Linked DNA regions of Homo sapiens: region 1 is linked to region 2. A link is a contact called in ENCODE Hi-C data. All regions are on one chromosome and are shown on one strand. The core of a region is the stretch at or near the end of the contact, and the rest is flanking DNA. Distances in the headings are between cores, read along the strand shown.

Region 1 (3,132 bases), core at 196-2,695, 1.1 Mb after region 2:
TTTTATTTAACCCTATTTAGCACCTACTAAGAGCTTTGGAAATATTAACAACTTAAAGACCCATTATTACAACTGAAGCTATTTTATGAATAGTTCCCAGGAAGAACTGAGGAATCCACTAAAAGACAATATTTCACTGCTTTACGGAGGAAAAAACTTACCTATTTCTCTTCAAGAATGGAACTTTTTGGCATAAGTACTCATGTAACAAAAATTTGCTATTTGTCAAGAAATTACTTCTTTTAAGTGTTCTAGAAAAGATCATTTTTCCCCCAATGTATGTTAAAAGTATATAGTTCAGTCTAGAAATGGAAAGCATTCTAAAAATAAATGTAATTGGGGTCCACTGTCAAATGAAAATTGCCACTTACTGTGGTTATTTTTGTTTTCAGATGGGTTACTTATGAATATGGCAGTTACAGAGGGCGACAGTTCCTATTGTCACCTGCAGAAGTACCTAATTGGTATGAATTCAGTGGCTGTCGCCAAATAGGTTCTCTACGACCTTTTGTTCAGGTATTTTCTTCCTCTCCATGCTCTGCATAGACTCTTCTCTGAAATTTTTTTGTAAATGCAATCCAACTTTTTATCCAATTTTTTTATTCAAAGTTTATAACTGGCCTCACCCTATAAACTCCTTCCCTGCCCCAATAATCTGGGCTCAGTTTCTGGTGCTAAGAGGTGTGGCTGCTTCAGAAGGCCATCAAACTGAACATCAAACGCAGTTATCCACAGGCAGGCACCCTGCCTCAGGCGCTTTGACATTTTGTCAAACTCTTCTCATTGAGAAAATTTAAAACCTCTGAGACTCTTGAGTATGGTAATTACCCTTAATCCATATCTCACTTTGGATTCTTCCTGATATTCATGCTTGTTCAGTGCTTCCAGCAGCACATCTGGTATAACAACTGCTGGGGGTTTTGTCTTCTAGAAGCGAATTTATTTCAGACTTCGAAACAAAGCAACAGGGTTATTCATGTCAACCAATGGAAACTTAGAGGATCTGAAGCTTCTGAGGATACAGGTCATGGAGGATGTCGGGGCCGATGATCAGATTTGGATCTATCAAGAAGGATGTATCAAATGCAGGGTGAGCTTTAGGATTCCACGGGGGCCTGTGATGGCTTTGCTAGGAGGTGACTCATCCTTTCATATGCTTTTGATCTTTTCTTCAAGTAGATGCAATTTCACAATTCCTGGAGTACTTTCAGAAATGAATTTGTTTTTTTCATGACAGTATATCCTAGCTCTGATAGAACCAGTCTAGGAACTTAAAATGAAAGGTAAATATAGCACTGATCCAAGATAGAATATTTATTTCTATGCTTGATTTTTATATAGTAGTAGAAAAAGGAAGTGTGTTATTCTTCCCTTTTTCCTTAATGTAACTGTTACAGAAACAAACTATAAGCTCCAGCCCTGTCAACAAAAATCACTCTTGGTTTGTTTTGGGGAAATCCACAGAACGGGATGAAGGGTAAAGAGATCCCTCTGTGTGCTGCACAGTCCATTTCCTAAGTGTCATACGTTGTAAATTAGAAAATGGCCCATGTCCCTCCTGCATCATTCCTACTATTAACAGACACTTAAAAGCTGACTGTAGTAAGATTTTTATGAAAGAAGCTCATGCTTCTATGGTAGATAAAACTTTTTTACTCCTTGATTTTGTGAGCTTGACCGTTGGCTCCTGATTTTCTTTAAAAAAACAAAACAAAACAAAACAAAAAACCAAAAAAAACCTGGTGCCCCGTGAGTCAGCAGAAGGAACACAGCCTTGCGAAAAGGAGTACAACTCGTTAATTGGGTCTGTTGTGCTGGAGGGGGAATTCTTTCAGTAAACAGAAGTACTGTTTGGACATGCATAGAAGAACTAGCAGGAGGAACAGAAGTAGTTGTAATATGGAATCATGAAAAGAAGCTTTCTGCCTTTGAATTGTCTTAATCCAAGAAAATGGTGTCTTTCAGCAGTTATTTCTAACAGACATTTCAGTGATGTTATTTAACAACTTTGAATTCAATAGGTCAATGAGAAAAAGTCTCCTAGATTATCACAGTGCTTTCATCTCAATATAGAATAATATACTTTAATTTTTTTTAGACGGGGTCTTGCTCTGTCACCAGGCTGGAGTGCAGTGGCACTATCTCGGCTCACTTCAACCTGTACCTCCCGGGTTCACGCGATTCTCCTGCCTCAGCCTCTCGAGTAGCTGGGACTACAGGCGTGTGCCACCACGCCCAGCTAACTTTTTTGTATTTTTAGTAGAGACGGGGTTTCACCATGTTGGCCAGGATGGTCTTGATCTCCTGACCTCGTGATCCACCTGCCTTGGCCTCCCAAAGTGCTGGGATTACAGGCATAAGCCACTGCGCCTGGCCTACAATAATACACTTTTAACAGGCATTTTTATAGCAACATTGTTTTGTTTTTGTGTTTGAGACAGAGTCTAGCTCTGTTGCCCAGGCTGGAGTGTAGTGGTGCAATCACAGCTCACTGTAGCTTCGACCTCCTGGGCTCAAGGGATCCTCCCACCTCAGCCTCCTGAGTAGCTGGGGCCCACAAGTGCATGCCACTATACCTGGCTAATTTTTAAAACTTTTCTGTAGAGATAGGGTCTCACAAGTGATCCTCTCACCTTGGCCTCCCAAAGAGTTGGGATTACAGTTGTGAGCCACTGTACCTGGCCAGTAATTTTTGTTAATGGCATGTGAACATGACTGCCATACATTATTTATATATTAAGGGTAGATTCACTTCAGGGAAGGGCTCATAAAATCTTTGCATTAAAACACCCTCTAGTGAGTCTGCATTTTTCTGTTTTCATAGCTGGAAAGCATGCCTGTTTAGAAAATTTTAATTCTCATGAAGGAAAGACAAATGCTAATAAATGCAATTCCGAGTTTTAAAATGATAAAATGCCCTTTAGCCACCCAGTGCTACAAAATTAGAGGTGCAGTCATATACTGGAAGGTCAGGCCAAGCAGAGGTGGAGATGTCAGAGGGAGATATAGCTACAGAACCTGCCTGGGATCATGGTCACTTATGACAGGGAAAAATATGATGGGCAGTTCTAATGTTATGAGGCTTTCCCTACTAGTAAGATAGTCTTGCAAAGGGCAGAAGTCTCTGACGAT
Region 2 (3,273 bases), core at 446-2,945:
TGTTTATCAGGTAACTCACCTTAAGAAAACTTGTACTATGTGAAAAGTCAATTTCTTTAAAAACTGTCACCAACTCAACCCTGGTTTGTAAGTAGAAAAAACTATCAATTATTTTTTAACAATAGTAATACTCCCAAGGTATATACTTCTGCCACAAAAAATTAAGAATAGTTTACTTAGCACGTTTTGTCATTGTGGAAATCATTGAGAAAAATCACAGTGGAAAGTTATTTGAAAAGGCATAACTGTCATTAGAAAGAAATTAAGAATAAAGAAGGCAGGCCTGGCGTGGTGGCTCATGCCTGTAATCCCAGCACTTTGGGAGGCTGAGGTGGGTGGATCTCCTGAGGTCGGGAGTTCAAGACCAGCCTGACTAACATGGAGAAACCCCATCTCTACTAAAAATACAAAATTAGCCGGGGTGGTGGCACATGCCTGTAATCCCAGCTACTCGGGAGGCTGAGGCAGGAGAATTGCTTGAACCCAGGAGATGGAGGTTGCGGTGAGCTGAGATGGTGCCATTGCACTCCAGCCTGGGCAAAAAGAGTGAAACTCCACCTAAAAAAAAAATAAAAATAATAAAAAAATAAAGCAGTAAAAACAAAATGTTTGCATGTGTCATTATCTTTGTATTGGTCGTCTATTTTGTAAACTTTCATCATTACTTTAAGCATTTCAGGCCACTTCTTCAGTCATTATTGTTGATTATCATTTAGTCCTCCAATTCCATCAGAGTGTGCTAAGGTAGTAAAATGAAATTAGGCACAATGCATGGCAGAAGGTATAGCAATTTGAAATGTCTTCCAAAATCAATTAGATATTACTTTGGGTTAGCAGTGGAGGTGGGAACATAGTTACAGGTAATTGAGAATTGGCTGTGAATATGGGCTCATACATTGTGTTTTTGAACATGTTGATATAATTCTGTGAAATGAGAGAAATGGCCTCAAATCACCTGGCTGCTTCTGCTTTATTTTATGGTTAGATATTCAACTGCCATCACAGACTACAATAGAGGAAAGCTGCTATTATTTATCAAAGACTAGACCTGCTAGCTGAAGTGCAGTTCACCATTCACTTGGGTGGTGGTATGGCTCACCTCCAAAACACTGCTCATGAGTTGACCTTATTATTTTTATCTGCATGTCTTGACCTATAGCGGGCTTAAAATGTCATTATCAACCTAATGGAAATACAGATTTTTCATTTTTTTCCCTTTCTCTGCCTTCTCTTTTTTCTTTTCTTTTCTTTTTTTTTTTTGGTATGCATATGTATCATAATACTCTTTGGGTTAATCAGGTCCCATAGTGGACCTCGACAATACCTGAGGGGATCCTAAGTCATCAGAATATAGGGGGTGTGAGTGGTCTCCCTTTATTTCTGGAATGCTTGCTTTCTTCGGAAATCATGAAGACATCTTTATTTGAAGCCTTGTTCATCCTTTAAATTGACTCGCAGATTTGCTATTATCTAGAGCGTCTTGAAAGGTGTTGTGCGTATCTGACAAATGGCCTCATTATTCATTAACTTTCACTTTGATATACATATTTTTTAAGTTTTTTTCTCTTTTCTTGCTTTTAAAAATTGGATGTGTCAAACATGCCCCGACTGCTTTAGCACTGTCTATCTGTCTGGTGAAGGAGTGCTGGAAAATTCACATTTAAACAGCATCTCCACAAGTTCTTAATGATGTGCTGAAAGGCAGCTGGCCCAAGTCCAAGTCTGGGGTTTCACTGCTCAGGAAGGTCAGTTTAGTCCTAAGGGGAAGGAAAGAAAAAAAAAAAAAAACCCAAAAGACCCAAAACCAACTATAATCTGTATATCCCGTAAAAGAAAAATTACAAATTCTGATGTAATACTTAAAATTATTATTTCTTAATTCCAAAGTAACTGCTTTTATGACCAGCAAACTCCCAATGGTTAAAATTATTAGCTCAAGACATTTTGCTTTAGTTTAGACAAAAACCTCTAAGTGGCCTACTTTCATTTTCAGTTGGTTGAACAGTTTGTGGTTATATTTGAAATACTTTTTAAAAATGGTCTTGGGTAGGGAGTCAAATTAAAAAACCAAAAAATGCCAAACCTCAGTTTTTGAAAACTGTTTTCCTGAAGACCTGTCTAATCATTCCAATAAGGACACAAAGACATCGACCAATCACATAAATTCCTTATAGTCTCAAAAGCAACAGAAGGCCCCCCCCCCCACTCCCCTCCTCCAATGCAGGCAAGTTTTACATTATTTCTTAGATTAGCTACACATCTTGTTTTTCATGAATTTTAAAAACACATTTATGCCTCTCTGAGGCAGGAAGAATGGGAGTTAACAGCTCAGAAGGAAAATCATAGTGACATTGGACCACATGCCATCTGACGAGGGGATTACTTATAGATGATGTGTGTTCTCTAGTTATCCCTCAAACTCCCCTTGGACGATTAACTGTCTGGTTGGGAGGTGAAGGCTAAGACAGACAGATTAATAAACAGCTTTTCTTCACAACCAAGTCATTTGTTGAATAAAATCTATGGGAAAGCTGATGCCATAAAAGAAGTTAGATAGCATCACCATGGCATTATCGCCCTGGTTATCCCTGAACTCTGGAGACTTAATAATCTTCAAATAAGTAGTATTTAAACAAATCCCCTTTCAAAAGAAATGAAAAACTGGAGAGTTTATTTAATAACCACCACAAACATGAAGTGGTATAAAAAACTCTGCTTTCATGATTTAATTTTGATAACAACCAAATGTGCTGAGTAAGTCTTCAAGTCCCAAAGTTCAGCATTTTTTTTTTCTATTTTCCACTGCTTAATCTATTAAGAAAAACTAACAAAAATGATTGCTGCTGCTTTTGGATCTTTGAGCGTAATTCATCTTGTTTGTTTAATGCACGGTGAAGAAAGCTGGTTAATGGAGGTTAATCAGCTTGGAACCTGCTCAAGGACAGCACGTTGAGGTTTGAGAAGGGTGCCCTATGCCATCACAGCAGTGCAAAATGCAACAAAAAACGTCTTGCAGCTCTCTGTTCAAAGAGTCATTGCATGATAAAAGAGAAGGCTACAGTCTGACTCATGATGTACTGAAATAATCTGATATCTCTGTTTGGCTTCTCTAAGAGCAGAATTTCATGGAGTCTGGGATCATTCTGAGGGGCATCCATTAAAATGTGAGTGTGAGTTTTGCTTTTTTTTTGGTCTGTGTGCAGATTTCTATACAGTTATATTCCTTATTCTTCTTTTGGGTTACAGGCCCCTTTGAGAATCTGATAAAAGCTA

Evidence for each region. A loop is a pair of places that touch in the nucleus more often than their neighbours do. Pooled maps may share reads with other maps.
Region 1: a map of colonic mucosa shows a loop between it and region 2 (4-fold over the local background). The contact joins two enhancer-like sites. A Hi-C loop is called at or near these places in 2 of 168 maps with a recorded cell type or tissue (HCT116 and colonic mucosa), 3 of 37 single-sample maps with no recorded cell type and 14 of 50 pooled maps.

Annotation. Positions count from the first base shown.
Region 1 is chr6:106,560,411-106,563,542 of GRCh38, forward strand. CRYBG1 (crystallin beta-gamma domain containing 1) reads left to right here. Exons shown (of 22, transcript NM_001371242.2): 19 at 393-516; 20 at 932-1,090. Among named protein-coding and RNA genes, the nearest start is that of RTN4IP1, 68 kb to the right of the region's middle. Within about 2 kb of position 1,446, at least 4 of the 41 ENCODE cell types and tissues checked have a DNase peak (open chromatin) inside an H3K27ac peak, as active enhancers do.
Region 2 is chr6:105,480,701-105,483,973 of GRCh38, forward strand. It overlaps LOC105377921 (a long non-coding RNA gene), which reads left to right. Exons shown (of 2, transcript XR_942832.3): 2 at 1-606. Among named protein-coding and RNA genes, the nearest start is that of PREP, 79 kb to the left of the region's middle. Within about 2 kb of position 1,696, at least 5 of the 41 ENCODE cell types and tissues checked have a DNase peak (open chromatin) inside an H3K27ac peak, as active enhancers do.